Linked DNA regions of Homo sapiens: regions 1, 3, 4 and 5 are each linked to region 2. Evidence: chromatin loops called from intact Hi-C (ENCODE). Cell type or tissue: gastrocnemius medialis. All regions are shown on one strand. Links, peaks and the distances in the headings refer to the core of each region. The heading gives the core; the rest is flanking DNA. Region 1 holds the start of ARHGAP4 (Rho GTPase activating protein 4). Region 2 holds the start of IDH3G (isocitrate dehydrogenase (NAD(+)) 3 non-catalytic subunit gamma). Region 3 holds the start of SLC6A8 (solute carrier family 6 member 8). Region 4 holds the start of HCFC1-AS1 (HCFC1 antisense RNA 1). Region 5 holds the start of BCAP31 (B cell receptor associated protein 31).

What was found. Peaks named below come from ENCODE experiments on the same cell type or tissue, not always from the same donor. Only the 100,000 strongest peaks of a DNase experiment are listed, where the experiment ranks them.
Region 1: a loop joins it to region 2, with 9 times the contacts of the local background. A loop is called at or near these places in 33 of 110 quality-filtered maps.
Region 3: it touches region 2 in a loop (2.8-fold over the local background); 2 of 110 quality-filtered maps call a loop at or near these places.
Region 4: it touches region 2 in a loop (2.8-fold over the local background); 8 of 110 quality-filtered maps call a loop at or near these places.
Region 5: a loop joins it to region 2, with 14 times the contacts of the local background. A loop is called at or near these places in 16 of 110 quality-filtered maps.

The regions. Positions count from the first base shown.
Region 1 is chrX:153,925,187-153,931,180 of GRCh38, forward strand. It overlaps ARHGAP4 (Rho GTPase activating protein 4), which reads right to left and starts at 1,078. Exons shown (of 22, transcript NM_001666.5): 1 at 950-1,078. The coding sequence starts at 1,016. NAA10 (N-alpha-acetyltransferase 10, NatA catalytic subunit) reads right to left here. Exons shown (of 8, transcript NM_003491.4): 7 at 5,577-5,661; 8 at 4,039-5,037. The coding sequence ends at 4,801. RefSeq lists silencers at 833-1,422, 2,833-3,392. In gastrocnemius medialis, for the core only: a CTCF peak has its summit at 2,824 (motif pointing left); DNase peaks (open chromatin) are centred at 1,705, 2,155, 3,255 and 3,865; H3K4me3 peaks cover 1,765 bases; H3K27ac peaks cover 3,337 bases.
Region 2 is chrX:153,791,895-153,797,888 of GRCh38, forward strand. It overlaps IDH3G (isocitrate dehydrogenase (NAD(+)) 3 non-catalytic subunit gamma), which reads right to left and starts at 2,481. Exons shown (of 13, transcript NM_004135.4): 1 at 2,352-2,481. The coding sequence starts at 2,432. It overlaps SSR4 (signal sequence receptor subunit 4), which reads left to right and starts at 2,774. Exons shown (of 6, transcript NM_006280.3): 1 at 2,774-2,860; 2 at 4,540-4,658; 3 at 5,564-5,638; 4 at 5,831-5,920. The coding sequence starts at 2,794. RefSeq lists enhancers at 1,844-2,571, 2,471-2,730 and a silencer at 2,031-2,180. In gastrocnemius medialis, for the core only: no CTCF peak of the experiment used is centred there; DNase peaks (open chromatin) are centred at 2,237 and 2,597; H3K4me3 peaks cover 2,648 bases; H3K27ac peaks cover 3,055 bases.
Region 3 is chrX:153,683,441-153,689,372 of GRCh38, forward strand. SLC6A8 (solute carrier family 6 member 8) reads left to right here and starts at 4,486. Exons shown (of 13, transcript NM_005629.4): 1 at 4,486-5,396. The coding sequence starts at 5,135. It also overlaps a transcript of PNCK not described here. In gastrocnemius medialis, for the core only: a CTCF peak has its summit at 3,801 (motif pointing right); DNase peaks (open chromatin) are centred at 2,461, 3,841, 4,441, 5,931 and 1 weaker place; H3K4me3 peaks cover 1,067 bases; H3K27ac peaks cover 1,316 bases.
Region 4 is chrX:153,964,438-153,969,437 of GRCh38, forward strand. HCFC1 (host cell factor C1) reads right to left here. Exons shown (of 26, transcript NM_005334.3): 2 at 141-289. It overlaps HCFC1-AS1 (HCFC1 antisense RNA 1), which reads left to right and starts at 4,328. Exons shown (of 3, transcript NR_046608.3): 1 at 4,328-4,633; 2 at 4,762-4,934. RefSeq lists enhancers at 1,243-1,901, 1,902-2,561 and a silencer at 4,787-4,965. In gastrocnemius medialis, for the core only: no CTCF peak of the experiment used is centred there; DNase peaks (open chromatin) are centred at 2,044 and 4,456; H3K4me3 peaks cover 1,789 bases; H3K27ac peaks cover 4,600 bases.
Region 5 is chrX:153,721,750-153,727,743 of GRCh38, forward strand. It overlaps BCAP31 (B cell receptor associated protein 31), which reads right to left and starts at 2,638. Exons shown (of 8, transcript NM_001256447.2): 1 at 2,585-2,638; 2 at 1,404-1,539. The coding sequence starts at 1,495. ABCD1 (ATP binding cassette subfamily D member 1) reads left to right here and starts at 3,107. Exons shown (of 10, transcript NM_000033.4): 1 at 3,107-4,417. The coding sequence starts at 3,518. RefSeq lists silencers at 1,917-2,096, 2,307-3,266 and enhancers at 3,727-4,548, 4,825-5,114, 5,385-5,544, 5,565-5,734. In gastrocnemius medialis, for the core only: no CTCF peak of the experiment used is centred there; DNase peaks (open chromatin) are centred at 2,692, 3,022 and 5,284; H3K4me3 peaks cover 3,794 bases; H3K27ac peaks cover 4,512 bases.

The DNA of each region.
Region 1 (5,994 bases), core at 529-5,528, 130 kb after region 2:
GACACAGGCTGCCTTTTCCAAAGGAGGACTGGAGCATACTTTGGTATAAATTGCTTGCACTGAATAATGATGTTAGAACCTACATCTCTGGGTTCAAAGGCACTTCAAGGGTCATTGCATTCTACGTCCTAGAAGTTGCAGTGCTGTATGACCACGGGCAAGTCACTGCACCTCTCTGAGCTTGTTTCCGTAATTGGTAAAATGGAGTGATTGAGAGTGATATGGACGAGCTGCTGGCACTGAGCTGCTGCCTCTTTCCTTTGCAAGAGTTACCATGCCCTGAATAAGATGGGCACAAGCTATTGGCTAAGAATTTGCAAAGCTGATTTGCATGTGATTTGCACATGGGTGTTTATCAGAACCCAGAGGTTCAATTTCAGAAGGCTGAGAAGCCAGCCCTGTTAAATCTCTCAACCAAGACTCACTGCGCCAGCTTGACCCAGAGACAGTGGCCCTCGCCTCTGCTCCCCCTCAGTGCTAAAGGGAGGCAAAAGGTGCTGAAGCTCCAGGGACTGCAGTGGGGTTACGGCCAGGTGATCTCCACCAATCCACTCACCCGGACTCCCTTACTCACCCCCCAGCCCAATCAAGCTGGTTGACTTCACTGTAGCTAAAATACTGCCTTCTGAGGGGCACGTTGGTGCATCTGGCTCTCTTTTACCAGCGGCCACCAGTGTCTCCACTGAACCTTGGGTGAGAAGCGGTAGACCCAAGGAGGACAGAGACCAAAGGAAGGAAGACAGGAAAGAAGGAAGGGAAAATGGCAGGCGGTTGAGGCCAAATGGGCGTCGGGAGGCAGGCAAGGGGCTCAGGCTCCCTCCTCCACCCCCGCTCCAGAGGTCGCTGGGGAGAGCATCGGGCCCTGGGCCAGCGCGGGGACGCTTGGAGCTCCCTCACGACCTTGGGTTCTCCGCAGGAAACGGGCCGGGAGCGCCCGGCGCCCTCTCACCTTTGACTTGCGTCTCATACTCAGCCTGCAGCCCCCGCTCCCGCCGCAGCTTCCCGTGAGCGGCCATGGCGGCCTCGCGGCCGCGCCGTCGAACCCCACTGCTCCCACGCGGCCGTGAGCGGGCCCGGCGCCGGGACTTGGGGGCGCTGCGGCCAGCACCCTGCGCGGGCTCCGCCCAGCCCCGCCCCCAGCGCGGCTCCCGGTGGGGCGGGGCGGCCCAGGGCTGGCACTGCCCGCGAGGGGCTCCTGGGGGGGCAGGGCGCCCCTTCCAGCCCCACTGTGCCCCGGCCTTGCCGTCCCCTCCCATTGGGCCTGCACCTAGGCTGCCTTGTGCCCAAAGCCCCGCTGCCAAGCAGCCGGAGCAGGTGTGAGAGCCCCAACGTAAGCTGGCATCCCAGGCTGCCATCCCACCACCTCCAGAAGGCTGTCCCTGGTCACCACTGCCAGACTGTACCATTCACAGCGGGGCCGCTGGCCCACTGTACCAGTGGCCATGAACACCATTGCTGCCCCAGGCTCTGGACTCCCCCTGGGTTGCCTCCTTCCCCCAGACATCCGATGGGGTCCTCCCTTCCCAAGTCAGCCCCCAGAGAGGCCCAGGGAGCCCCAGGGAGCCTTGAGAGCTGGGGTGGGAAGTTCAGAGGGGAGGGGGAAGGAAGGTCAGCACCAGAGAGCAGAACCTCAGCAGCTGGCTGCCGTTCCCTCCAGGCCCCCTTGGTAGGGGAGGAGAGTTCAGCTCCGGTTCCCCTTCTGCTCAGCCCCACAATTTCCCCATAGGCGGTTACCACTTCCTGCTGCCGGAAGAGACTGCTCTGCCTCCCTTCCCCTGCAGCTGCACCTGCCCGTCATAGGCCTGAGGGGGGCAGCCCCCTCGGAGTGAGGTCTTAGCTACCCTGGGGGCAAGTCTTGGGGCCCCCCTCATCCAGGGGTGGTGGGGCTTTCCTCCACCCTCTACCACAGGGCAGCAGCTTTTCTCCGGGAAATCGGGAAGGCGGGAGGCGGGAGGCGGTTGACAAGCCAAGCAGACAACTGGCTTCAATTTGGTGGGAGGGAAATCCCTGGGGTATAGATGTGGGGAGAGAGGCAAGGCACTTGGGCACCAGGCGTGTGTTCCGAAGGCGGGCGTGGGGGCACTAGTGCAGGGGTACTAGGCGTGTGTGTGCACGGATGTCAGAGTCAGGCTCTGTGCAAATGCGGGCACACATGACCTTGACCTGCAGATCTGGGGAGGGGAGGCTGTGCGGGTACTTCCTGCCTTTCAACTGTGAGCAATTAATTCTCTTGCCCAGAAGGAAAAAAACACTCCCTCAGCTCCCCGCCCCCTTCTCCCAGTACCAAGGCCCTTCTCGAACACGTCGTCGTGTGTGTCTGCAGGACCTGGGGCTTCAAGGCCTGGGAGCTAGCCAGACCCAGGACCTGGACTTCCAGCAGCTGGTCTCGGAAGTACCGATGTTCGAGTCCTCCAGCGAGACTAGAGAGCCTGCGCCCCTGCCCACAGCGCGTACAGCCGCACCCACACTCCAACCTGCTCCTGGTCGGGAGACTCACACGTCCCACCGCTGCCTCAGGCCAAGGGGAACCAGGGAGCCCCGCCTCTCACTAGCTGGCCCCAACACATCTTGCCCCTCCATCCGAGCCCTGACTGGTCCCCAAAGGTCCCTCCACCCAGCAGAGCCAGCCACAGGGCTCAGGCAGGCAGGAAAGGCCTCAGCCGGTGCCTTCAAACGCTCTCTTCACTCCTTTTTTCACTCCAGAGCTATTCCTAGGATGCCCCATTCAGCCCGTACTTTAGGGCCTGAGTGTTGGGCCCTGGCTTTTAGGGCACTTGTTTGGCATTTAAGGCCCTGAACGCAACTGCCCCCTGCTGCTCCGTCTATCCTTCGCTCCATTGTTCCCCTTCAAAGCATCCAAAAGCCAGGCAGCCCGCAGAAGGCGCGGACCTGCCCGCATGGGGACGGAGGCTCAGCGGCCGACAGGCATCGGGCCCGCCGGGGACGGACGGCAGAGGGCGGGCCGGGTCCCATGGGCCTGGCCGGGGCGGAAGGAGGGCGCCGCGGGCGCCGTGGGAGCCTGGGACACCTCCCTTCCACCGGTGCCGGGGCGCGGCCGACGCAGTGCGCAAGCCCGCCCTTCCCCCGCACCCTGCGCGCGAGCCCAGTGCCGCCGGACCAATCAGAGCCTGGGAACGAACCTCGCCGCGGGCTTGCGAACCGGAAGACACTGCCGCCAGGCGCGGGGCGGGACAGGACTCCGCCTCCGGCCCATACAAAGGGAAGCCCACGTCTTAAGCCAATCAACACAGCCTCGCCCGAGCCGGGAAGCGGAGAGCTGTGGGCGTGCGCAGACGCGCCTTTCCGGCCCCGGCCCCGCCCTGCCGCGCTCTGGGCTCCGCTTCCACAGCTGCCGGCTGCCTGCTGGTCACGTGCGAGGCGCCAGCCAAAGAGAACCGAGCTCCAGGCCTGTGTGGCGAGTTTTCAACCCGGCGGAGGAGCAGTGTGCCACCTGCAGTAGCAGGACACAGAGAGGGCTCAGGAATACAGGGCCCGCCCAGGGACTAGGGACAGTAAATGATGGCTTTGCAGCCGGAGGGGAGGGAAGGGAAAGGAGGAAAGACACAGAAACGAGCGTTACGGTTAGGGTGACTCCATGAAAAACAGGATTTTGATATATATGTGTATATGTATATATATATGTATATATATATTTTTTTTTTTTGAGACGGGTCTCTGTCCCTGGAGTGTGGTGGCATGATCAGGGCCCACAGCAACCTCCACCTCCCGGGCTCAAGCGATCCTCCTGCTTCAGCCTCCCGAGTAGCTGGGATTACAGGCATGCACCACCACACCCGGGTAAGTTTTCTATTTTTAGTAAAGATGGGGTTTCGCCATGCTGCCCAGGCTGGTCTCCAACTCCTGAGCTCAAGTGATCCCGCCCACCTTGGCCTCCCAAAGTGCTGTGATTACAGGCATGAGCCACCGCACCCAACAGCCGCCCAGTTTTGTATTTTGCATGAAATTGTTAATGAGGGAATACATGGCTTTATGCATTTGTGTAACCCCATAGAAACTGTACAACACAGACAGGAAACCTACTGTAAACCATGGGCTGTAGTTTACAATAACTTATCAGTATTGGCGCATCAACAATAACAAATACACCAACTAATACAAAATGTCAATGGGGAAACGCGGGGAATTGTACTAAAAATAAATTATTTTCAAATGCAAACTCAGGTTAGGGAGTAGACTCAAGAGGTATCATGGACTCACTGACCATTAGGGTGGCAGGGGAGGGAGGACTCAAGGACTGTTGATGGGGCATCTGGCTGGGTCATTACTCAGACAGGACATTTGTAGATAAGCCCAATGAGCAGTTGGATGTCCACATCTGGAGCCCACGGGTATGCTGGGGAGCTGCTGTAGCCCGAAGCAGGTGTGATTAGGGAGAGAAAGTCTGAAGGTGAAGGTGGGAAGAGAACTGAAGGCCACCAAGAGTGGGAGCCCTGCTGTTGAGCTTTGAGCCTGAGCAGCCCCGGCTTGTGCCACAAAACACATTCAGCGTGGCCAAGCAGACCTCCAAGGCAGGGTCTCTCCCATAAGTCCAGGGCCTCCTTCCCCGGGGCCACAGCTGCTGAAGGTCATGAGACTAGGGAGTCCCACCTCCAAAGCTCTTTCCTTGTACTCGGGCCTGGCAGGATGCTCTGGGTCAAAAGGCCAAGGCTCACATCCCCACCAGAGGACCTGGAGAAACACACCCTCTAAATGTGCGCGCGCTCACACACAAAGTTCCCCAGTGCCACGGAGCGAATTTATTGTGAAAGCTCGTGGGGTGAGGAGGGGATGGGGCAGGCTCTAGGAGGCTGAGTCGGAGGCCTCTGAGCTGTCCTTGACATCTGTGCTCTCTGTGGTCTCGCTGACCTCGCTGAGGTCCTTGCTGTCCCCACCACTATCCTCGGCAGCCAGGCCCTTCTCCTCGCGACAGGCCTCTCCTGAGCTCGGAGGTGAATTGCCTTTGCTCTCCACCTTGTTCTCGATGGCACCCAGCACCACGTGCCTGCCCTTCTCTTTCAGCTCCAGGTGCCGCCTCAGCTGCCACCAGGAACCCAGGGAGAAGCGGGGGCAAAGAGACAGGGCCTAAGTTTCCAGACAAAGGGAGCCTGGCCCTGTCGCTGGCTGAGGAGAGGGGCATAGTGAGGCAGCAGGGCTAGGCAGGACACGCGGGACTGAGTGGGGACACCTGGCTGGAGCCCCAGTCCACCGCTACCTGGGCTTACCGACTACCATGGAGGCCCCCACGACAGAGCGCTGCCCCTTGACCAGCCCTGCCACCCGATGAGCCTTGGGCAGAACCCTGACTCAGAACTACCTTTGAGCAGGCAGGCCACCCACTGGTCCCTAGACCTCCCCACTTCCCTTCTAAAAGCCTCCTCCCTCTGCCTCTCCCATCACCCTCCAGGCTGCTAGGCAGATGGCCTCCTCTAAAGCCCAGCCTAGGAAACTGAGGTCGTGACTCCTGGCAACGTAGCCACAAGAGCTGGCATCCAAAGTCGGTCTCGCCTGCAGCCACTGTCTTGGGGCTCCTGAGTGCCGCCCCCGCTCGCCTTGCTTGGCTTCATGCAGGCGCTTACCTCGTCGGCCATCTGAGTGAGGTCCCGCTTCATGGCATAGGCGTCCTCCCCATCTGCATAGTATTTGGGCTCCACTTCACTGATCCTGGGGGCAGAGGGTTAGAGAGCAAGGAGGAAGACCTGTATCCCGGGGACACCCTCCTCCACTCCTGGTATCGTGGCTACTGGAGCAAGGTGCCATGTTTTCTCCCTGAAGGCTCCATCCTGAGACAACAAGTCCAGTGTGACCTGCCCTCTGTTCTCTCCAGCAAAGGCTCCAGGACACAGCGGCCCGCCCCACCCGTCCTGCCCCCGTTCTGTGTCCTTAGCCTGGATACTAAGGATCCATTTCTGCGGTTTCTTGTGAGCTGAAGCCCTGAATTCAGCCTTCCCCTTCCCTCCCTGCCCTGCGCCCTGTCCCTTACTGAGCTGCCTCACA
Region 2 (5,994 bases), core at 423-5,422:
GCTGATCTGTGTGGCACCTGGATCTGCAAGCACAGGCACGGTCGGGACTTTTCTGTCTTCTCTCTAGCGCTTATCAACGGGTCGGGACTTTTCTGTCTTCTCTCTAGCGCTTATCAACATCTGAAATCATCTTATTTGGGGGCTCTTGTAAGCACGCAGAAAGCGGCTTCGATGGACCTTCCTCCAGGGAGCTTTCCCTGATGCCCTAAGGCTACTGAGCTGGGACCCTAAGGCCCTACTTACCCCCTTCCCTAGGTTATCACTGCATTGCTCCCTCCTCAACCCCTGAGCCCGAGAGGAGGGGCCAAGTCAGTGTGGTCCAATACTGTCACCCTAGGACCCAGCACAGTACCTGGCCCAGAGCTGGCACATAAGGAACATTTCCTGAGTGAACAAGCACATCAGAAAATGAAAAAAGATCTGGAGACTAGGGAGGCCTCGGTCCAAATCCACCATCCACTCTTCTTGAGATGGCTTCATGGCCTCATCTGAAATTCACAGAACGGAGGTACCTACTTTCCGTGACTGTTGGAAAGATTAGGGGACAGGAGGTGTGTGAGCTGCTCACAGTAGCTAGTGCCACACAGCACGCCTGCCCCTTCACCCCACTGGCCCCTCAGGTCAGAGTTCAAGGCTGGTGTCCCTGGGAGGTCACGGGTGGACCCCTGCAGCTCCCAGCAGTAGTTCCTCCTGGGCTTCAGCTGTGGCAGCAAGCCAATCTCCTGAGAGCATGGACCTCCCTCACAGATGGCAACATCACCACCAGGGCTGAGCTGAACCTCTCTGCCACCCGGTCCCTGTGCCAGGTGTTCCTTTGGGCTTTGGCAAAAGACCCAGAGAGCGCTCCAGATGGACTTCCCTGACCTTACTGTACAGATGCAGGCACCTTCCTTCAGGAGGTCGCAAAGGCTCTGCCTTGTGCCCTGACTTCCCTGTGAAGCCACCAATCAAAGGAGCCAAGTGTGAGGCAGGATGCAATATGTACACGCCTCCCGCTCTCCCATCACCCTTTCATGGTTCCATGGAAAGAAAGAACATCCACACCCCACATCTTATGCCTGCTGAGGCTTCTGTCTTTGGCATATTTCTGTTGGACCATGTGTCAATGGTGGCTGCATGTTTTCCTATGGCGTCCAAATCAGTGGGATTCAAGACCTGGGGTTCCTCTGTAAGGGTTCTCACACCCAGGACGGTCAGTCTCAGGGCAAGGCACTGCCCAGCTACCCACCGTTCACTGTCCCCTACTCCCACCCCAACGCACACACAGGCACACACACAGGGGAGGTCAGGGAGGAGGCACACATGTCTTCACCAAGAGCCTACAGGAGCCCAGTTGCTGGAGCCATCAGAGCCTCTGGAAAGCCACTATATACTGCCGTCCTTTCAGCAGCAAGGTGGGAGAAGTCAGCATCGTCAAGAGAATTTCATTAGGCACAAGCAGTCTCCCCCAGAGGTCAGAAGGAGAAAACATGGCAAGTAGAGATGTCCCTGGGGAGTGGCCGCAAAGTCACGGAGTTCTGGAAGGTCAGAGTTGACAGGATCCTTTGAGAACATGAAGTCTCCTCCCCTCTGGGTTCCAAAGGGGAAACTAGAACCCAGAGAGAGGAGGAAATGGCCTAAGGCCACGCAGTGGCTCAGTGTGGGAGCATGGCCTAGAGGTCAAACCTCTTACCCATCAGGGCCAGGTGCTGGCTGGCAGCTGCTTCAGATGGTTTCCAGCCCACCTAGGACCTAAATTAACCTCTTCTTAAATAAGTGTAAGGAAAGAAGACTCGGACCTGAATACGCAAGACCGCACACGGAGAAGAGCAGAAGCAAAACCCCCGCAGCCTCAGAAACCCTAGCTCCTTCCCATTCCAGGCGCCTCGAGGGGAAGGCATCTGGGGCTCTAAGACTGGGGGACTATGGGGGATGACTGGCAAAGTCCGGTTCTTTGCCACCGGGATAGGTGGCAAAGCGGTCCACGAGAGAGGAAACCGTGGAGAAATTTGAGTCCCGGAACCGGATTCCCGAAGCGGTTTGAGAAAGGCGGGCCGGGATACGTGAGTGACTGCCTCAGAAGGGCTCCTTCAAGGACACTAAGGAGGTGACAGCCGCCGTGGCCCACTCTCCCGGCCCGTCCGGAGGGCCCCCCGCCACCCGATGCAGACCCCCTGGGGGAGCCGGTCCAGGGCCAACTTCGGCCAATCCCCTCAGTGACAGCGGAGGCGGCCAATCAACCCCGGCGCGAAGCCCTTTCCCCGCCCCTGGTGGGGCCCCTAGCCAATCGGACTCCAGACTGCTTCGGGTGCGGCTACCCCACCGCTCCCCTGCGACCGCTGCCGCGGTCCCGTGGCTCTTTCCCTGCTCACCTCCCAGGGACGGCAGAGAAGGGCTGGCCCGAGCACCGCCTTCGCGGCGCTGCCGGCGACGGTCGCTACCTTCAGCGCCATGACGGAAAGTGAGAGCCTCCGCACGTCCCGACACGCAGATACCGCTCTCGCGAGAGTTCGACGGGGTGCGAAGTTTCGGGGACAGGCGCGGACCCGGTACTGCGCACGCGCGCGGTCGCACCGATTCACGCCCCCTTCCGGCGCCTAGAGCACCGCTGCCGCCATGTTGAGGGGGGGACCGCGACCAGCTGGGCCCCTGGCTCAGGGAGGGGCCACGTCAGTGCTGCCAGAGACGTCACAATGCCGGCCCAGCCGTTCGGTGCGCGATTGGCTGCCGCTGCCACTTACGCGTCGCTCTTCCTCGTTTGCCCCTCGTGTTCATGGGAGCTCGTTTTCTTTTCCTCTAGGCAGAGAAGAGGCGATGGCGGCGATGGCATCTCTCGGCGCCCTGGCGCTGCTCCTGCTGTCCAGCCTCTCCCGCTGCTCAGGTAGCGGCCCAGCCGGGGCTTCTTTCTTGCGAGCCTCTGACCCACGGCAGGTGGTGTTGGGGGCAGGAGGGATGCGGGGGTCCGGCCTTTCAGGGTCCGTCGCTGCGGGCCGGGCCTTCCCCCGAGAGGCAGGCGGCCTTGGGACGGGGGGACCAAAGCACCTCGCGCACGTTTACCGGCAGCCAGGCTTTTCCTTGTCTGCCCATACGAAGAGGAGTCCCCGAGCCTCCATGGTGCGCCCGGCCCCCAAGCTGCAGCACGGAACGTGACACATGTCCCGGCTCCCGCTCCCTGCGGGGTCGGACCGGAGCGAAGCTCTGTAGCGCTGAGCGATCGCGGCCAAAAACGGGGCTGGAGGAGCCACATAAGCTAGGAAGGGACCTCAGTGAGGAGAGGGAGCAAGAGCGGGGCGAGTTAGATGGGGAGCCAAAGGTGCGCAGGGCCTTGAGTGCCAGGCCGAAGACTGGCTTTTCCGGAGGGCCCTGCCTTACCCTTACCAGAGTTTTCGGCAGAGCCGACCAGGGGTCCCGTCGATTTGCATTCGTGAGGGGCTGAGGTCTGAACTCCAGAGTGTGTTTAGGAGGTGGCTGCAGCAGCCAGCCCCGGGCCCGGGGGCCAGGACTGGACAGGGGCGGCTTTCTCCACATTCCCTTTTCTGCCGTCCTTCAGGCCAGTAGCCTTGCTGCCTGCAACGTTTTGGCAGCCTAACTGGCCTCCCTTTCCGCACACTCCTCATCTGCCCCTCAGGAATTCCCTGAACTATAGTCAGGGACGTATCCAGAGGACAAGCCTGGCCATAAAACCCTTCGGGGGCTCCCCTGCGCCACAGGAAGCAGGCCCAACTTAGGCAGGACACAGAAGGGCTGGCGGGATCTAGCCCCTGAGAACTGCCTCCACGCTGTTCCTAGGGATCTGCCTCCTGTGGTCCAGACCCAGAGCCTTCTCTGACGTCCTCTGCTGAAGCCATCGTTCTGCCAGGGCACCACATTTGGACAGCGGGTGGCTGAGAACATTCCCACTTTGGGGAGCCTTTGTTTCACACCCTCTGATGTAGGCGGCAGCCTTCCTTTCCTTTGGGCCTCTGGTTATGGAGAAGGCTAAGGCAAGGTCCTTTCTCTCACAGCTAACAAGTTGTGCTTCTGGAACCAGAGTCTCTCCCGTTTACTTCTTCAGGAAACGCTGGGGCCAGTCTTCACCTTCTGTCAACTGGCCGGGGGCAGAGACCCTTTCTCTCATCTTGAAAGCCCCAGTGCATTGCCTGCCTGCAGCCCCCACCCCCGATGTCTCTGCTGAGGATGCCTTCAGTAACTCGTCCAGGCCGTTTGTGGCTCTGAATTGAGGCTGGCGTGGCCCCCGGGCCTCCGTGTCATAGGTCCAAGTGTTGGCATGTATTGTCCAGTGAATCCAGCCCCCACCTGTCCCCAGTTCGCTCTTCCTGCACACCTCCAGAAAGCCGGCCTTGCCCCTCCCCAGCCTTCCTTCACAGCCATCCCGCCTACGTTGCCATTGCATTTGTGACCGAGCACTTGGATCTGTCTCGCATATCCCACCTGGAAGGGGCAGGAAGAGCGCATGGGTCCCCAGCTGATCCGTGCTATGAGGCAGGGCCGGGCCATCCTGCCCTCAGACCGGGATACTCGAGCTGGCCTTACCCAGGCATCTCTCCCTCTTCCCCGCAGCCGAGGCCTGCCTGGAGCCCCAGATCACCCCTTCCTACTACACCACTTCTGACGCTGTCATTTCCACTGAGACCGTCTTCATTGTGGAGATCTCCCTGACATGCAAGAACAGGGTCCAGGTGAGACAGTGGGGTTTCAGACAGGAGGGCGGGTGGGGGGTGCTCCTCACTGCTAGTTGATGGGGGACCTGTGTCGATAGAGGGAGAATCAAGATTCCAACTCTTGGGGTGCCGGAGAGATCAGGGCACGGTGATGCCAGATCCTAGCCAGTGTTGACAGGTCACCTTCCTCACCTGCTTTGTGTGCTGTGCCTACACGAGGTAACCCTGGGCTCACCACCCGCTGTTTCCTGAATGAGTATCTGGACCGGGAGAAAGGGCCAGGAGTCAGCCCACCCCGGTTGCCATTGGCCAGTTTGTCTGTGTGGGTGTTTTGTTTTTGTTTTTGTTTTTTGTTTGTTTTTTTGAGATAGGGTCTCACTCTGTTGCCTCAGCTGGAGTGCATTGGCACGATCTTGGCTCACTGCAGCCTCCACCTCCCGGGTTCAAGCGATTCTCCTCTCAGTCTCCTAAGTAGCTGGGATGACAGGTGCTCGCCACCATGCCCAGCTAAGTTCCCATAAGTCCAAAGAAGGAAATGGGGCCTTTTTTGGGTATGGCCCTCTTAGGGTAAAGCACCCCTTGGGCAGCCCACTGGGCACCCCTGACCCCAGCACCTCCCTTGTAGACTCAGGAAATCACTCAGCCCTTTTGATCATCCCGCCCCTGCTCACAGTCAACAGGGTTCCTATGCGTCCAGTTAGGCCCGGCCATGGGGATCTGGCCTTGTGCCCCCGTAGGGAAGACCAATGCAGAGGGCCAGTCACGGGATTGGTGAGTGTTACTTGGTACCTCCTGCCAGGGACACTGCAGCCCCCAACTGGGCCTAGCCTGCCCACCTGCAGGCCGTGTGAGCAGCGCACAGGGCTCCTCTGCCCACACCCAGAGGGGGCAGAAGGTGACCCTGCCTTTGTTCCCTCACCCAGAACATGGCTCTCTATGCTGACGTCGGTGGAAAACAATTCCCTGTCACTCGAGGCCAGGATGTGGGGCGTTATCAGGTGAGGGGCCAATGGTTCCCTTGCTAGGGGGCTCCCTGCTCCCGGGTGTGACCTGAAGCCCCAGGGGTGGCCGGTCAACCAGGGCCAGGGGCCGTGGGCTCTGGCTGCCGGAGTGCTGCAGTGTCGGCACTGGTGGTCAGGGTGGCCCCTCCGTGTCCACTCTGCCCACACTCTGCTCAACACCCAACCCAGGTGTCCTGGAGCCTGGACCACAAGAGCGCCCACGCAGGCACCTATGAGGTTAGATTCTTCGACGAGGAGTCCTACAGCCTCCTCAGGAAGGTGAGGACTCCTGTAGCCCACTGTGCTCCCCTGTCCCTGGGGAGCAGGATGGGCTGGGTTGGGAGGTGCTGGCA
Region 3 (5,932 bases), core at 933-5,932, 110 kb before region 2:
TGAAGGCTAGGTTTTTTTTTTGAGACAGAGTCTCACTCTGTTGCCCAGGCTGGAGTGCAGTGGCACAATCTTGGCTCACTGCAACCTCCACCTCCCGGGTTCAAGCGATTTCCGGCTAACTTTTGTATTTTTAGTAGAGACAGGGGTTTCACCATGTTGGCCAGGCTGCTCTTGAACTCCTGACCTCAAGTGACCCACCCGCCTGGGCCTCCCAAAGTGCTAGGATTACAGGTGTGAGCCACCGCACCCAGCCCGAAAGCTAGGATTTTTTAAAGATAGTTTGGCGGACAGGGGGCTAGGGAATGGGTGCTGCTGACTGGTTGGGTGGGGGATGATTCTTGTGTGCTGAGCTGAGTCTGCTTTTAGGTAGGGCCACAGGACCTTGAGTCATAGGTCTATGTGGTCCGGGTGGAGCCATCTGGTAGTGAGAAATGCAAAAACCTGCAAAGACGTCTCAAAAAGCCAACCTTAGGTTCTACAATAGTGACATTATCTACAGGAGTAATTGGAGAAGTTACAAATCTCTTGAGCTCTGAACAATGGCTGGTCATCATGAATGCTTCCATGTTAGCAGAATTCAGGCCCCTCTCATCCTCCTCACCTGATGGCCTTTCATTACTTTTACAAAGGCGGTTTCATCTTGGGAAGGTCTGTTATCATTTAAACTATAAACGAAATTTCTCCCAAAGTTAGCTTGGCCCATGCCCAGGAAAGACCAAAAACAGTTTGGAGGGTAAATGCAGACAGGGTTGGTTAGATCAGCTCTCTCACTGGCAGAATTTTGTTACTGTTACAGTTTTTGCAAGGCAGCTTTAGGGTGATGGGTCTGCACGGAATATATGCATGTAACAGAACCGCGCTTGTACCCTCTCAATCTATAAAACAAATAAAACCAGCCTAATAAAAGTTTACATAAAATGTAAAAAACAAAGCAAAGCCTCCTTTCTGCGGGTCTGTGTAAACGAGCACAGCTGGTGGGAAGGGCGCGGGTGGGGGGTTCTGCTGCCCCCCATCCCTGCCCTGCTGCAGGCCCTCGCCCCCAGCCCCATTCTTTCTGTTCTCCGCTTGGCTGCAGCCGCACGTCGGCCCCCTCCCCAGGAGCTGGAAGTACAAAGCCCTTCCAGGTGGACTCTGGCTCCCCCTTTGTTCCCAGCTTATTCTAATTCCAAAGCTCATTGTGCCCGGCTCGCCTTCAGAAGAGGAGGCGCCCCCATCCTGTCTCCAGCTGCCCATCCTCCCAGGATAACCAGTCACCCCAGGGCCCGGTGGCCCCTCACCCAGCCCCTCCCCGGTCCGCAGCTGCCCTAGGCTTGAGTGGGCGCTGGCTCCAATTCTCAGGCCTCCCCCAACAAACAGGAGCATTCCGGCTAGCCCCCCTCCCCTGCCCTCCCCCCAGCTCCCCTTCTCCTCCCCTCTCCCTCCTCCTCAGCTCCTACTCCAACCCCCCAGCCCCAGCTGGGGCCTGAAAGGCTGCCCACTCCCTGGGACACGGTAAGGGGAGGGTGCAGCTCTCCCCCCGCCCCTCCCCGGTCGCCTCTGCCCCAGAGAACAGTTTGCTTCTCACCCAGAAGCCACCATAGGAGCTCTGGGCTGGGCACAGGTCGCAGGGCACCCCCACCCCCTCCTGCACATGCTCGGAACCCCCCTTCAGTGAGTAGAACACAAGGGCCTGGCAAGACAGGCGGAGGCTTGGAAAGGGCTGGCGGGGGACAGCTACCCGGCCCTCAGCTGGGGGCCTGGAGAGCCCACCCTGCCCCTCCCCAGCAGCTGCTGCCCCCGGGCCGAGCCTGACGCGCCTTGACAAAGCCCGAGAACGCTTTGAAGCCTTCGGACGTGGGAGAGGACCCAGCCAGGGATGGAAATCGCTTTGCCTTTGTTCCCCCAACTGCTCAGCAGCTCGTGGGAGCAGCCTCAGAAGACCCTGTCACTGGCCGCCCGGGTCAGAGCCTGTGACAGAGACCAGAGCTCCGGCCGGAGCTCCCCGCCGGGAACTCCAGCCTTACCAGCCTGAACTTCATGCACTGCTCAAAGAGGCCCAGCTCGCCCTGGCTGGGCAGGGGCGGCTCCCAGGGTGGCCGACGTGGGGAGGGTTCCTGAACCTCCCTCAGGAGCCTCCTGGGACAGAGTCCTGGAGGTCAGCAGAGAAAGGGAAGCCCAGGCTGTGGGCCCCGCGTGGAGGGAAAACTCAGGGGGAACGCCCCGAGGCTGGGAGGGCACAGCCCCATCACACTCCATCTCGTAGTCTTGGAGAAAAATTTAGTTCTACCTCCAGGGCACAGAAAAGCCCAAAGAAGGGATGAGATAAAGGAGGGGCTGGTCAGATTTGTGCTTCAGGAGGGTCCCTCTGGCTGCTCAGAGAATGCAGTTTGGGGTCTGGCCCAGGCCGTGAGGAGGAGTTCACAGTCACTATGGGGTCCAGACCAGCTGGGGGCGGGAGGCAGGGCCTGGCCCAGGGGCTGGTAGTGGGTGCACCCCAGGCTGGGCTGGCAAAGGGCGGGGAAGAAGGTGGGTGTGGGAAGGGGTGGCTGCCTGGAGAAGAGCCCAGTTCCAGGAGGTCGTGGGAGTCAGGTATGGGGGCCCACTGGACCTCCCCTCAGATGTGGGGGCTCCCACTCCGAGGGTCCATGGAGCAGTGGCAGCCATTCTGGACAGCCCCCCACCCTTCACTTCTGTCTCCAGTACCCTCCAGCCTGGCCACCTCGCCCTCTGCCTCGGCCTCCTCTGATCTCACAAAGGCAGCAGCAGTCAGGGGTGGCGACTCCCTCATGATCCTGTCCCTGGCCTCGGAACCCACCGGAGGAGTAACCGCAGCAGTGGTCACTTCCCCAAAGTGCCATCAGCTCTCCTACATCCTTCTCGAGCCTCTGCTTTCTCTCCCTTCCACCCCCACCCCTTTGACAAGCAACATCTGAAAGTCTCCCCTGCCCGCGGCTCCCAGAGCTGTCTGGCCGTGGCCTGCACTCTCCCTCAAAGCGGCCCTCCCCCAGGTCACCGTCCTCCCTTCGATGACATCACGCGCCCACCCCGCACTCCTGCTGGGCTGAGGCCCTCCGAGCCTACTTCACCGGGTCCTCTTCTTTCTCTCAAAGGCAATGGGGTTTGCCTGTGGTCCAGCTGGGTTGGCCCTCTTCCCTCTGTCCTGGGTCCTTGAGTGGCCCCGCTTCTTTAGGCCATCTATGAGTCACTTCTCTAATGCCCCTGTCTCCAGACCAGCTTCAGTCAAAGGCTGGGCCAGAGAAGACCCTAGTGAGAAACTTCTGATGAGCAGTGTGACCTTGCCACCTCAGGGGTACCCACCCACCACCCCTGGTCTAAGCACAGGTGACACCGCCTGTCTCCCCCAACCACACACACCCCTTGAGGCTCCTCCTCCAAGCCTGGGTGGGGACACTGTCCCTCCCTCACCCAGCAAGCTCAATCTGGCTTGGGCCGGAACTGCTTTTCTTCCTAAAGCTGGACGGATGGCCGCGGGCTTAGCTTAACGGGATGAGCCATCTGGGGACTGCAGTGTCCACGATCAGATCAGGGAGCTTGAAGCTGAGGGGGGCACACTTTACCTCCCAGGCCAGGACAATGACCACTTCCTTCCCCACCCCACCCCCAGGCTACTCTTAGCCCTAGAAAATTCTAAACAAGCTGCTCAGCTGGCGGCGGAGAGGCAGCCCAACAAGCTGGCTCTTGCTAGGGAGGCCTGGGGGGTCCTGGGGAGAGGAACACGGGGTGGGTGGGGGGCGGGCAGCCAGGACCTCAGGCCTGAGGCCTTTGGGGAAGGGTCTGTGCACCTGCCAGGCACCAGGGGGCAGCCTTGCCTTGTTCCCGCTCCAGTCCCCTCAAGTCCGAAGCCCCTACCCACTCTCACGCCAGGCAGGGGTGGGGGCCGCCGGGGTCATTTACCCGGGCCCCTTCTCTGCCTTGATGACAAAGTCGAGGCTTGCTCATCAGCCAGGCAGGCTCCCCTCTGCCCACTGTGGAGACACAGAGGCCTGTCACCTGAAGAGCTGGTCCCGGCCTCCAGCTTCCAGGGTAGCCGGGAAGCTGTAGCCCCCAGTGGGCAGCGGTGGAGAGAGCTCAAGGAAGGAGGGAGCACCGGGAGGAGACGGCTGCAGCCTGCCAGGAGCGGGGAGAAAGGGAGAGAAGGGGAGGCGGAGGGCTGAGGGGGCCCGGGGGACGTCTTCCCAGGGCTGGGAGGGGCCGGCCGGGAAGCCTGGGCTGCACTAGGAGCCGGCGACCCTGGGGCGAGGGGCGGCCCGGAGCCCTGCGGGAGGAGCTGGCGGCCGCCCCAGGTAGCAACCATCCTGCCTCCCGCTGGAGCGGCGTCTCCTCCCCGGGAGGAGGGCAGGGAGGAGGTGGGCGGAGTGTGACGAGGAGGGCGGGAGGGAGGGATGCGGGAGGGGGAGGGGGAGGGGGGCCGGCCGGCCGTGGGGGTGGGGCGATAGTGACATCACCCCGGAGTCGGTTTTTAAGCGGCGGCCGGCCGGGGACGGGGAAGAGAGGGATAGTCGGAGCGAGGTGGCGAGTCGCTGAGCCCGCCGCGGCCCCGAGAGCGGCTGCAGCCGCCGCCGCCGGGAAGGAGAGGGCGAGGCGCGCCCGAGCCGCCGCCGCCGCCGCCACCGCCGCCGCCGCCACCACCGCCACCGGAGTCGCGGGCCAGCCGGGCAGCCTCCGCGGGCCCCGGCCGGGGCGGGGGGCGCGGGCCACAGGCCCCTGCTCCGGCCGCCGCTTGCAGACCGCGGGCGCCGATGTCGCCCGCGCCCCGCTAGGCTGAGCCTCGGGTCGGGCGAGGAGCCGCCGCAGCCGCCGCCGCCCGAGCCGCGGGCAGGAGCCTCGGGAGCCGCCGCCGCCGCCGCCGCCGCCCGGCCGGGCCCCGCCGCCGCCCGCGCGCCCCCGGGCCCCCGACACACATGAGATTCTTCAGGCTCACTTTCAAGTGCTTCGTGGACTGCTTCTGACTGCGCCGCCCGCGCCCCGCACCCCGCCGCCCGCCCGCCGCCCCGTCCCCCGGCCCGGCCGCCCCCCGGCCCCCGGCCGGCCCGCGCCCTCGGGGCCCTCCCCGGTGCCGCCGGTGCCCCCCGCCTGACCGCCGCCCCCCGTGAGGCGCCGCGACCCCGGCCCGGCCGTGCGGCCCGCCGAGGCCATGGCGAAGAAGAGCGCCGAGAACGGCATCTATAGCGTGTCCGGCGACGAGAAGAAGGGCCCCCTCATCGCGCCCGGGCCCGACGGGGCCCCGGCCAAGGGCGACGGCCCCGTGGGCCTGGGGACACCCGGCGGCCGCCTGGCCGTGCCGCCGCGCGAGACCTGGACGCGCCAGATGGACTTCATCATGTCGTGCGTGGGCTTCGCCGTGGGCTTGGGCAACGTGTGGCGCTTCCCCTACCTGTGCTACAAGAACGGCGGAGGTGAGTTCCCCCGCCCGCCGCGGCCTCCTCCCCCAGCAGGCCGCCGGCCCCCGCCCGACCCCCGGAGCCGCCGCGGAGGGGTGAAGTCCGGGCAACGGGTGGCCCCCGGGCACGCGGGGGTCGGGGCCGCCCCTCGTCCGCCGCTGCCGCTCGGTGGCCGGGCCGGGCGCCTCCACCCCCCTCGCAGTCATGTGCCTGGCATGGTGGGGGGAGGGGGCCGGCGATGCCCGCGAGGCTGCCCCCCAGACTCCCGGGCTGGGAGGAGCGATTGGCCGCCGAGGTGGGAAAGCAGGCCTGCGCCTTGGGGTCTCCGCGAGGTAAGGAGCCCTGGCTGCCCCCACGGGTCGGGCACACAAGCGGCACATTGTGTGGGCCCCCCACGTGTGCACACACACGAACACACACACACACAATGGGCCACTCTGTCCCTCCCCCTGCCCTCCCCTCCCCTCGCGGCCCTCCCGCCCCTCCCCTCTGGCCCGGGCCTGGAACACTGGGTGCCCGAGCCAGGCTTGGGAAGCCTGCGGCCTGGCCCG
Region 4 (5,000 bases), core at 1-5,000, 170 kb after region 2:
TCTGAGGTGGGCCAAGTTCAGAGCAGCCTTGGCAGACTCTCAAGCGTCCCTTCCACCTCCCGCTTGCCTCAACCCTGAAGCCACTACCGTCAGGTCACATGGGGCCAAGGAGGCAGAGTGAGAACCTGGGGCTGCTTTACCTGGAGTTCGTAGAGGTCATTGCTGTATTTCCCATACTCCACCATCCCACCAAACACCAGGAGGCGAGTCCCGTCACACACGAAGCCATAGGCTGCACACCCAGGGGGAATGTCCCCCCTCACGGCTGGGATGAACCACTGGTTGGTTGCTGGGGAACAGAAGGAGGCAGAAGTCAGAACACCCGGGAGCCCCCATTCCTCTCATTCCCCAAATGTGCCAGCCGTCAAGCTTGGTGAGAGGGGCTGAGCCAGCACCATCCCTGCGGGCGCTCTAGCAACTCCAGCTGCGCTACCTGGGCCATCTTCCAAACCCCTCGACTTCAGGCCAGTGCAAAAGAGCCTGTGACCACCCTGCTTCTCGCCAAGGTCATCTTAATGAGCGGGAAGTTACTGTGCAAGATCCCTCATCAGCTACTGGGAATCTAGCCACTGCCTTCCTTCCCTAGCACTCAGTGATCAGACATGAATTTCTCCCCAAAATACCCTCTTGGTGGGCCTGTGCTCCTCCTCCCTGGAGCCCACATTTTTGTCCCTTCATCACAGGGTCAGGACAGCCAGAGCCCAGAGCAGCACTTTCAAGTGGCCAAAACAGTGACCGCTGCAGGCTACGAAGAGCCATGGGGATGAGACCCGGCCTCTGCTCTGACCTCCCGGACTTCCTCTGGTCTCCTAGGTGATGGTCCACCAGCATCCCTCCCTGCCCCTGCTGCCACACCTATGGTACTCCAGAACATTCTTGCAAGCCAGAGGCAGCAGTCTCAGCAGAGCTGTGACAGAAGCTTCTCAAAAGCTCATGAGGGTGAGGCGACCACCAAGAAAGAGGGAAATCAGACCTTAGGCACTGCTTTGCTTCCACAGGATGGCACAGCAGCCTTCAGCTGGGACCAGGCCCCTCCCTCATGTCCTCAAACTTGACTCCCCTCACACCTGGCAGGCCAGGGCTTCCCCGAAAACCTCCTCCTATGAGGGGTCCCTCAGAGGATTCACCACACTCTTTCCAGAAACCCCAAACTGGGGGCCAGGTGCAACCCCGACTCTGTGCCTCTGAGCTGGCCTGGGTGAGATCTCAGCAAGCAGACGGCAGAAGGAACTGAGGCCCCTCCACATGACTCAAGACGCAAGATGGGTCCCCCAGGACGTGACAGGGCATGGGGGGATTCCTGTGGGGTGGGAAGGCTTCCACACAGGGATGCTGTGATATTGTGATATAATACAGACTATTCAGTTTGGTGGCCAAAAGTGTTGTGAGACCATAGAAGAGGAAAAACAGTGTTTTTTTTCCATATTCAGGTGTGCACCCAGGGCCAGGCGGCTGACCATGGTTGGGAATGCATGCCCCACTGCACTCTGGTCCCACCCAGTCTCACACTGTCACCCCCAGGGCTCAATGCGGAACCGTGTGCAAGGCTAGCCCTTATCCAAAGCACAACTCCCAGCCTGGGTAGCACAGGGAGACCCCGTCTCTACAAATAATTTTAAAACACTGGCTCAGTGTGGTGGCATACACTTGTGGTCCTAGCTACTCAGGAGGCTGAGGCGGGAGGACTGCCTGACCCTCAGAGTTTGAGGCTGCAGTGAGCTGAGACCGCACCACTGCATCCCGGCCTGGGCAACAGAGCAAGACCTAACCTCAAAACAAACAAACAAACAAAAAAAACAGAAAACCCCACACAGCACAACTGTACCACCACCGCTCCTCCTGAGGCGAGAGCACCCCCACCCCGCTCTCCAGCACCCACTCTGCGGGTAGGCTTCGAGCAGGCTGACAGCCTCTGCAGCCATTCAGCTGAGTCACTGGGCCTCGGACATGCCGAGCACTAGAGCTCCCCTGCCATTTCCCTAAAGCAGAGGGACAACACCTGTGCCGCCCGCATGTGCAAGCTCGGATCCTGGCCCTCTGCCTCTTTCTCATTCCCAGTGCAAAAACCACCCCAGAAAAGCAAGAGCTGCCAAGGCCAACAGCCTTGCGCACTGGAGAGCCGTCCTGACCAATCCCTGGAGGGAGCTCCATGCAAGCTACCAGGGTAAACGCATAACGAGACCTAAGGCTGCCTGGGCCAACTGCTCTCGGTAGGTAAAGGGGCAGAGCCCAGGAGGGCAAGCGACACCTGAGGTCACAGCGTAAAACAGAGACAGAGACAACAGCCCCATCACTGACTTGAAGCAACCGATCTGTGCCTTCCCTAGGGTCCCATGTCCAGGCAGCCACCCTCACTCCCCTGAGCACCCTCGTGGTCAAAGCCCACAGCTATGGGGCTGCGGGTCAGAGTTTGGGACAAAGCTAAATGGCACGTGGGGTCAGTGGGCAGCTTTCCTATCACACGCTGATCAGTGAGCCGGTGGGCCAGGCCAGAAGCGCCCTGTGATATCTTTGGGGATCCCGCTCACCAGATCCTTCTACAGGACCCAAGAGGTGCTGATCTCATTCTAGAACACTCCAGGCAGGGCAGGGGCCCTCCCCACCCCCGTCAAGAGAGGTCTGTCAGGGAGCACAGCTCCTGGTGTGACGACAAACCTGCGGCTCCTCATCTCACCCACGAGTCCTGGTTCCGCCCCCTGAAAGCACACGAGCAAGCTCTCCTCCCTTCTCCCAGCTTTTCAATGTGACAGCTGCTCTCAGTCACCCCTGAATCATCTGGGGGGTGTCATGTAACCCAATCCTTGGGCCCCTCATCCTGGAAATGCTGGCTCTCAGCTGGGAGGGGAAGGTGGGGAAAGGACCCTGCACTAGATGAAGACCACTCCAGCTCCCCTCTCCTGAGCAAGGCTGTGCCCCGGCCTCTCTGTGTTTCATCAGCTCCCCCAACCACTTCATGCTCTGCAAGCTCCATCCCTGGTTGCCACTGTCCCATCACCACCTAGAGACTGGTGCCCATGCAGTGAGGTGGCCGGTCAAGTTCAACGAGCTGCCTTCCTCTCTGTTCTACCTGTCACATTAGAGCATTTCCTGTGTGGCATACGACGTGCTGGGAGGCACAGAGGACACCGATCTTGTGCTCATACTCCCAATGGGGTAGGAAGGCTGCATGCCCCCCTCCCACGATGAGACAAACACCCTAGAAGAGCTCTGACCAAGCCGGGCCCTTGGGAGCACAGAGCAGTGCGACTGCTGGAGAGGGGAGGACAGGAGTGGAAAGGGCTTCTCAGAAGAGGTGACGTTTCAGCCGGGCCTTGAAGGGTGAACAGGATTTCCCGACAAATGAAACTAGCAGGGCCAATCAGGAAGTGACTGCAAGAGTCTAGTAAGAGGAGAGGAGGGCTTGGTGTGGAAGGGGACACATTTGATGCCTGCCCAACGCAATGAACAATTAGATACAGGGACAGAGGAGAGAATGGAGGCATTTCAAAGGTGATGGGCCCCAAAGACAGGTGGCAGAACGGCCTCTATGAAGGTTTGCACTCCCGCCCAACTCCGCCACCAGCTGGGAGGGCGACCCTGGACCTGTCACTTCCCCTCTTGGACCCCAATTTCCTCATCTGCAGAAACAAGGAAGTAGTTCCACTAGGTATTTTCCAAGGCTCCCTCCAGCTCCAAGAACCTATGGACATTACAGAGCCACCGTAGCCAAAGCTCTCGCTCCCCCACCCCCCACACCTGGCAGCACTCTGAATCCTTTGGCTTGCCACATGGAACTAAAATTCCCTAAGGACAAGCACAGTAGCTACCCTAAGAGCTCTCAAAGCACACACCCCCTGAAGCTTTCTTATCCTAGCAACGGGAACCCCTTCCAGATCAGCTCTCTCCAAAGGTACAAGGCTTTTTGAGGACTGATCCCGCAGAACTGCAAGGGGCACAGGCGTGAGAATATGCCCTGATCTCATCCCAAACACAACAAAAGAAGACAAGACAAAGGTGACGAGGCCGGGCTGGCGGGAGGGGGCAGAAACCCCGGTGAGGAAGAGGGCTTCAGGTCTGCCAGCTGCTCTCTCGTCTGAGGAATTGCCGATGACAGTTTCCAAACTGCTACCCTGGAGGATCCCAGAGCTTCATTTTAAGCAGCCCTTTGGAAGGCAGGCTACCCCTCTAATGCACAACCTGTCTTTGCAGACTGGTAATGAATTCATGCCAAAGTGGTCAATTCATTTTAATAAACTAATGAATATGCAGAGGCCCCAGGAAGCCAAGGCAGCAGTGGTGGTGGACTCTGGAGCCGACTGTAATTAGGCCCCTGCCCTACTTTCTAAAATTGCATTTCCCTGCCAGGGAGCCTGCTCCAGGCCTTATGAGAAGAAAGTCGGTCCACAGAGTGGAGAAGGTGCTGCTCATGGTGACGGTGCCTCTATAAACAGCCCCACCACTGGAGAAGCCTTAGCTTACTGAGCTAATTCCTGCTACTGCAGCTGCCTGGGCTGGCGCGGGGCACCACCAACCACCAAGCGCCCCCGCCCGGGGGCTGCTGAGAAAGGCCCTGCTCCCTGGAGGCAACAGGTGCTGAGAGACCTGGAACGAAAAACGGTCACAGACAACCCACCAGCCTTTCAAAGTCAACGTGGTAGGTGGCGATAATCTCCGAGATGTGGAGAAACCAGCACTTTCTGCCTTGGGGGGTGGGGAAGGAAGCGGCACCCAAGAGCCCAGCTCCAGCCTTCCCAACTCCCTAAACCAACTTTCTCCCTCCAGGCAGCTCCAGCTTCCCACCCCCAGAGCATCGAGGCACTGGAGCTCAGCCAAAGAACAGCAGCCTCTCACCGCTCAGGACACAAAGCCCACTCAGCGAGGGTTTGTCTGCAGGGCCACCACCGAGGCCAGGGGATCGCTAGAGCCCCCAGGAGAGAACGGCCGCGGAGCAAGGGGTTAGTGCTGGGAGCCGTGCCTGCCACTCAGGACTAGGGCATCCCAAGGCCCTCCCCCAGCCGCCT
Region 5 (5,994 bases), core at 529-5,528, 70 kb before region 2:
TAGCTGGGCATGTTGGCAGGCACCTGTAGTCCCAGCTACTCGTGAGGCTGAGGCAGGAGAATTGCTTGAACCCGGGAGGTGGAGGCTGCTGTCAGCCGAGCACCACACCACTGCACTCCAGCCTGGGTGACAGAGCAAGACTCTGTCTCAAAATAAAAACAAAAACAAACAAAAAAACCACAACAACAAAAAGAAAACATACTGGTAGTCTCTGAAAAGGGAAACTTACTTTTCATTGTACTCCCCTTTGTAATATTCAAATGTTTGCCCCATACACGTTATTTCTTTAAACTGTCTTTCCACATGATAAACCTTGGTTTGTCTATATCCCCCGACCCTGTTATGATGAGATGGACCCCAGACCTCACATCATTTCCATCCACAAATGCTTTGGGATGCAGCTCTAAGAAGAGACTTCAGAAGTGTTTACATATTGTTCAAATCAACAAGAAGCCCTCATCATCAGGGCTAGAGTTGAATATGCCAATCACTGAAGGCAATGATATTTGTTTGAATCCGGACCCAACAAGGTACCGATTTGGCATTCGGTAGATAAACGTCTTAAATCCAGCTTATTCTGGAAGCTCCCCCTTCCCTCTCCCTCTTTCATTTGCTTTTCCAGTTTCCTTTGTGTAGAAATCAGATTGTCTGTCCTCTAAAGCTTCCCAGATTAAAGCTCCCCGGGGCCCTCTATCTCTGCACGTCTTGTCAACTGTACGAAGGTGTGGTTTTCTACAAGAATCCTCCTCAGACAGCACTGCATACTTTCTATGGTATCACATCAAAGATAATTTTTCACGAAAAAACGGCTTTTAAAAATACCTGTGGAGATTTGGCCTTATTTGTAATATCGTAATTTAAATAGGGATGTGTTCAGGTATTATACATAATTAAAATTAATCTCCAATTCACTTTTAACAGGTCCTCTGTTCATTAAAAGGGAATATGGCTTCATCCTCCACAGGCTGAGTAATGTTCATGCAGCCACTGCGCAATACCAGTGAGACTAGTTAGGAGGACAAGAGTCACCAAATCAGCAACAACGTGACCCAGTGGTGCAAGTCTTCCGAATCCCACGCTACCATCCCAGCACCCCGTGGACCAAGAGTGGGTGGGAGGGCATCATTTCCAGAACTGTAACATAGATCTTCCTGCCTCTCGGGGGCATTCTGAAGACCAGAAGGCAGGGGACACAGGAAAAGGAACTGAGCAAGTCATGACGAAGCAGAACCCTGGGAAGGGTTGGCAATAACAAACACAACCCCTGCCACCCCCACCCCAGACAGGTTCTACCTGTTCCATCGGGTCCCAATTCCAGGGTCCACCAGCTGCACACACCAGTCCCAGGGCTAGGGCACAGGCACCCTCCTGCCTAACTCGCCTGCTTGCTCCATAGGCCATACCTTTTAGGAGAAATGAAGGGAATGCAGAGAAGCAACACAACAAAGACCTCCGCATAGAGGAAGGTGGCAACTGCAGTCCACTGCAGACTCATCCTGTTGCTAGAAGGTTTCCCACAGGAAGATGTGAGCTTGTTTCCTGGCAGGGCACAAAAGGTACGGGACTTGTAAGCGCTGGGCAGCCAAGAACATCCAGTTCAGTTACCCTGCGAGGCTGGGGCCGCCACTCTCCACCCTGACCCCCTGCACTTTGCTTCAAAGTCTCTGATGCGCTGGCGGAAGCAGGGCTCCACTCGGCAGGGCCTCTTGGCCAGCAGCGTTCACAGGCCCCACAAACTTCCGTTCGCTGGTCAATTACCTGCCCCCTCCAGCACGTGTGTCAACACGTCCAGAGCGGCCTCTCCCGACGATCCCTGCCCCAGGAAGCCCGAGATTTCCGACGCCCGTTTAACTGAAAGGCGTTCTTCGGGAAGAGCAGTGCCAGGGCACCAAGAGGAGGACGCCTCGGCACCCATCGGGCGCTCCCTTCCCCGCCAGGCAGAACTCAGCCGCAGAGGCGGGCGCTCTGCGGGCCCAAATCCCCGCTACCAGGCAGGCCCAAGGCCGCACCTAGTCCAAGCGCTGCCGACGCCCCCGCCTCCCACCGTCCCCACGGCGCCCGCGGAGAGAAACCGGCACCTCCCTCGAGGATCCAGCGGCCTTCCGCCCGGGGCCGCTTCGCCTCCGGTGGGCTGGAGGCCCGCAAGAGCGACTCCTAGAGGGCAGGATTCGGGACCAAGCGCAAAGGCAGGTCTCGACCAAGCACCTCAAGGCCCCATACGGAGAAAGTTCTAGACGCAGTATCCTCAGAAGCCAGGGGTCCTTACAGTAGCCCTCGCGGGCCCCAGCGCCCACCCAGAGCGAGGGGCCTCCGACTTGGCCCCGGCCTGGCACACCGTCCCGGAGGCCCATCCCGGCCGCTCCTCCAGGTGGGGCTTCACCGCCCCCCGCCCCGCCCCCGAGACCAGCTTCTAGAGGCGCCGCCCGGTTTCCCCTCGCCCCTGCCTCTCACACGCAGGTAGGCTGCGGGCCCCGAGATTCCCCGGCCCCCGGGCCTCCCCGCGCCGCTCGCCTCTCTCCCTCGTCGATGGGCCGGGGAGCCTCCGCGGTCCCGGAGCCCAGCCCGGCGCGCGGAGCCCGCTCACCGAGTTTCCCACAGTCAACGTGCAGGCCCCGCCGCAGCAACAGAACTCTCCCACAGCAGCCCCGGCCCCGCCCCTCATACCGCGGCCGGAAACCGGAAGCGCCCGCCGGGCACCGCCCACCAGCCCTCGCGAGGCCCCGGAGGCTCCGCCCACCTCCGCTTCCCACCCCGCCCCGGAGCGGAGGGCCGGCGCTCCGAGCGGGAGAGGAAGAGGCGCCTCGGGCTCCGGGCGAGCAGGGCGGGGTGGAGCGAGCACGCGGGCGGGGCGGGGCGGGGCTTTGTCGGGCCGGCGAGGGCCGCTTCTCTAGTCCGCGCGGCCGTCCCACGTCTCTGTGGTGCGGGAGGGGCCCCGCCGAGGGGCGAGAACGGGAGGTGGGGGTGTGGGCGGGCCCCGCCGAGGGGCGAGAACAGGGTGGGGCTCCCGCGCCCGGACTCCGCCCCTCGCCCCTCCTCCGCCTCCTCCCCTTCCCCCGACTCGCCCCTGGGGAAGAGTGGGTGGGGATTCTGGGCCGGTGGAGGAGTCACTGTCGCTTCAGCCAGGCTGCGGAGCGGACGGACGCGCCTGGTGCCCCGGGGAGGGGCGCCACCGGGGGAGGAGGAGGAGGAGAAGGTGGAGAGGAAGAGACGCCCCCTCTGCCCGAGACCTCTCAAGGCCCTGACCTCAGGGGCCAGGGCACTGACAGGACAGGAGAGCCAAGTTCCTCCACTTGGGCTGCCCGAAGAGGCCGCGACCCTGGAGGGCCCTGAGCCCACCGCACCAGGGGCCCCAGCACCACCCCGGGGGCCTAAAGCGACAGTCTCAGGGGCCATCGCAAGGTTTCCAGTTGCCTAGACAACAGGCCCAGGGTCAGAGCAACAATCCTTCCAGCCACCTGCCTCAACTGCTGCCCCAGGCACCAGCCCCAGTCCCTACGCGGCAGCCAGCCCAGGTGACATGCCGGTGCTCTCCAGGCCCCGGCCCTGGCGGGGGAACACGCTGAAGCGCACGGCCGTGCTCCTGGCCCTCGCGGCCTATGGAGCCCACAAAGTCTACCCCTTGGTGCGCCAGTGCCTGGCCCCGGCCAGGGGTCTTCAGGCGCCCGCCGGGGAGCCCACGCAGGAGGCCTCCGGGGTCGCGGCGGCCAAAGCTGGCATGAACCGGGTATTCCTGCAGCGGCTCCTGTGGCTCCTGCGGCTGCTGTTCCCCCGGGTCCTGTGCCGGGAGACGGGGCTGCTGGCCCTGCACTCGGCCGCCTTGGTGAGCCGCACCTTCCTGTCGGTGTATGTGGCCCGCCTGGACGGAAGGCTGGCCCGCTGCATCGTCCGCAAGGACCCGCGGGCTTTTGGCTGGCAGCTGCTGCAGTGGCTCCTCATCGCCCTCCCTGCTACCTTCGTCAACAGTGCCATCCGTTACCTGGAGGGCCAACTGGCCCTGTCGTTCCGCAGCCGTCTGGTGGCCCACGCCTACCGCCTCTACTTCTCCCAGCAGACCTACTACCGGGTCAGCAACATGGACGGGCGGCTTCGCAACCCTGACCAGTCTCTGACGGAGGACGTGGTGGCCTTTGCGGCCTCTGTGGCCCACCTCTACTCCAACCTGACCAAGCCACTCCTGGACGTGGCTGTGACTTCCTACACCCTGCTTCGGGCGGCCCGCTCCCGTGGAGCCGGCACAGCCTGGCCCTCGGCCATCGCCGGCCTCGTGGTGTTCCTCACGGCCAACGTGCTGCGGGCCTTCTCGCCCAAGTTCGGGGAGCTGGTGGCAGAGGAGGCGCGGCGGAAGGGGGAGCTGCGCTACATGCACTCGCGTGTGGTGGCCAACTCGGAGGAGATCGCCTTCTATGGGGGCCATGAGGTGGGGCAGGTTGGGGTGCCGGGCACGGAGGGAAGCGTGTGGCAGGGAGGCCCGGGGGCAGGCAGCCGTGAGCGGTGGGGACAGTCTGGGGCGGGCCGGGGCTGATGCCAAAGGTGTGGGCAGGCCATGGGAGAGCCGGGCTGGGGTGGGCAGGGCCTTTGGGCAGCCGTGGACTCAGGCGCGGCAGTGGAGAGGCAGGAAGGCTGGGTGGGGACTGTCCTGTGCTGGTTGCCTGCACGCTCGAGGCCACTTCTGCTTCCTCTCCTCCTCAAGGAGGTTGTCCTGGCCTTAGAGCTGCGATCCTAGCGGTTTGAGCCTCGAGAGCTCCTGCCCGCCCCACTCCTGCAGCCAGCCAGGAGGAGACGCCTGCCATTCATGAGCGGGGACCGAGGGACGCAGCCTGCTGCCTAGCCCCTCCTGGGCCCTTGGGCCCTTTGAAGGCCGGCGTCCAGCAGAGCTGGCTGGCCAGGCAGGCCGGCATTATGGGCATGACTCAGCCCAAGCGGAGGTTAATGAGCAGCGCCCAGCACAGCAGTGGGACTTGGGGTCAAGGCCACCCCCGCCTGAGCCCACAGGCCTGCCTGGCTACCAACTGGCTCAGCTGCCTTCCCGGGCCCCCAGACCAGAGATGCCGGGCCCAGGCCGCCACTGCGGCGGGACACACTTCCTGCTCCTGGCGTGGCTGTCCTTCCAACCCTGTCTGTCTCCTGGCTCCCTGGTGGGCCGGGGCCGGCGGGCCAGACAGGCGCTGGGAAAGGTTACTCCAGGTCAATGCTCCCTTTATCTCGCCTCAGCCCCTCCCCTTCCTCGTGCCTGGGGTTGCAGCTGCCTTGGGCCCTGCTCTCTGCGACTCAGTTTCGGTTCCCCAGTGCTTCTTGGGAGGAGGGGCACAATGGCATCCATCCCCCGAAGGCCTGTGTGTGCTCCCTGGGTCAGGTGGCCTCTTGCCCTGGGACCTTGTCTCACTGGCTGTGCACCAGCAGAGAAGCAGGCTTGTCCCCGAATTCCACGGAGAGGGGCATCCCGGGTGTGGGCCAGACTGCAGATTCAGAGAAAAGGCCCCTGGACTTCAGCCACCACCCTGGCTTCCCTCTCCTCTTCTCCCGCATGCTGGGCTGCAGGGCCTTGGCAAGCAGCTGCAGCCTTGGGCGAGGCGCTTGGCACATTCCCCGCAGCTACATTGTCAGCCTTGGCTGGCACCCCTGCCAGCTCCCAGCACGAGTCTGGATTGCCAGGGTGCTTGCTTCAGGAATGGGAGATCGGGCTTGCAGGGAGCTCAGCTGTGCAGGCCGACCTGGGTGGCGGGGGCAGAAGAGAGATCACTGGTTCTTTGAAGGCCTTCGTCCGGGCTAGCTTCAGGAAGTAGAGAGATTACTGGTTCTTTGAAGGGCTAGCTTCAGGAAGTAGCACGTTGGCCAAGAGGGTTTGTTGGCCAGGGCAGGAGGGCCCGGTGTGCATTCACGGCCTGTCTGCATAGGCCTCGGCTGGAAAGCTGTGTGGGGTGAGAGGACCCTCGGGTAGCATGTGGCCCATGGCAGTCCCACTGGCTGATGTCCCCGTGGACACTGGCCTAGGCT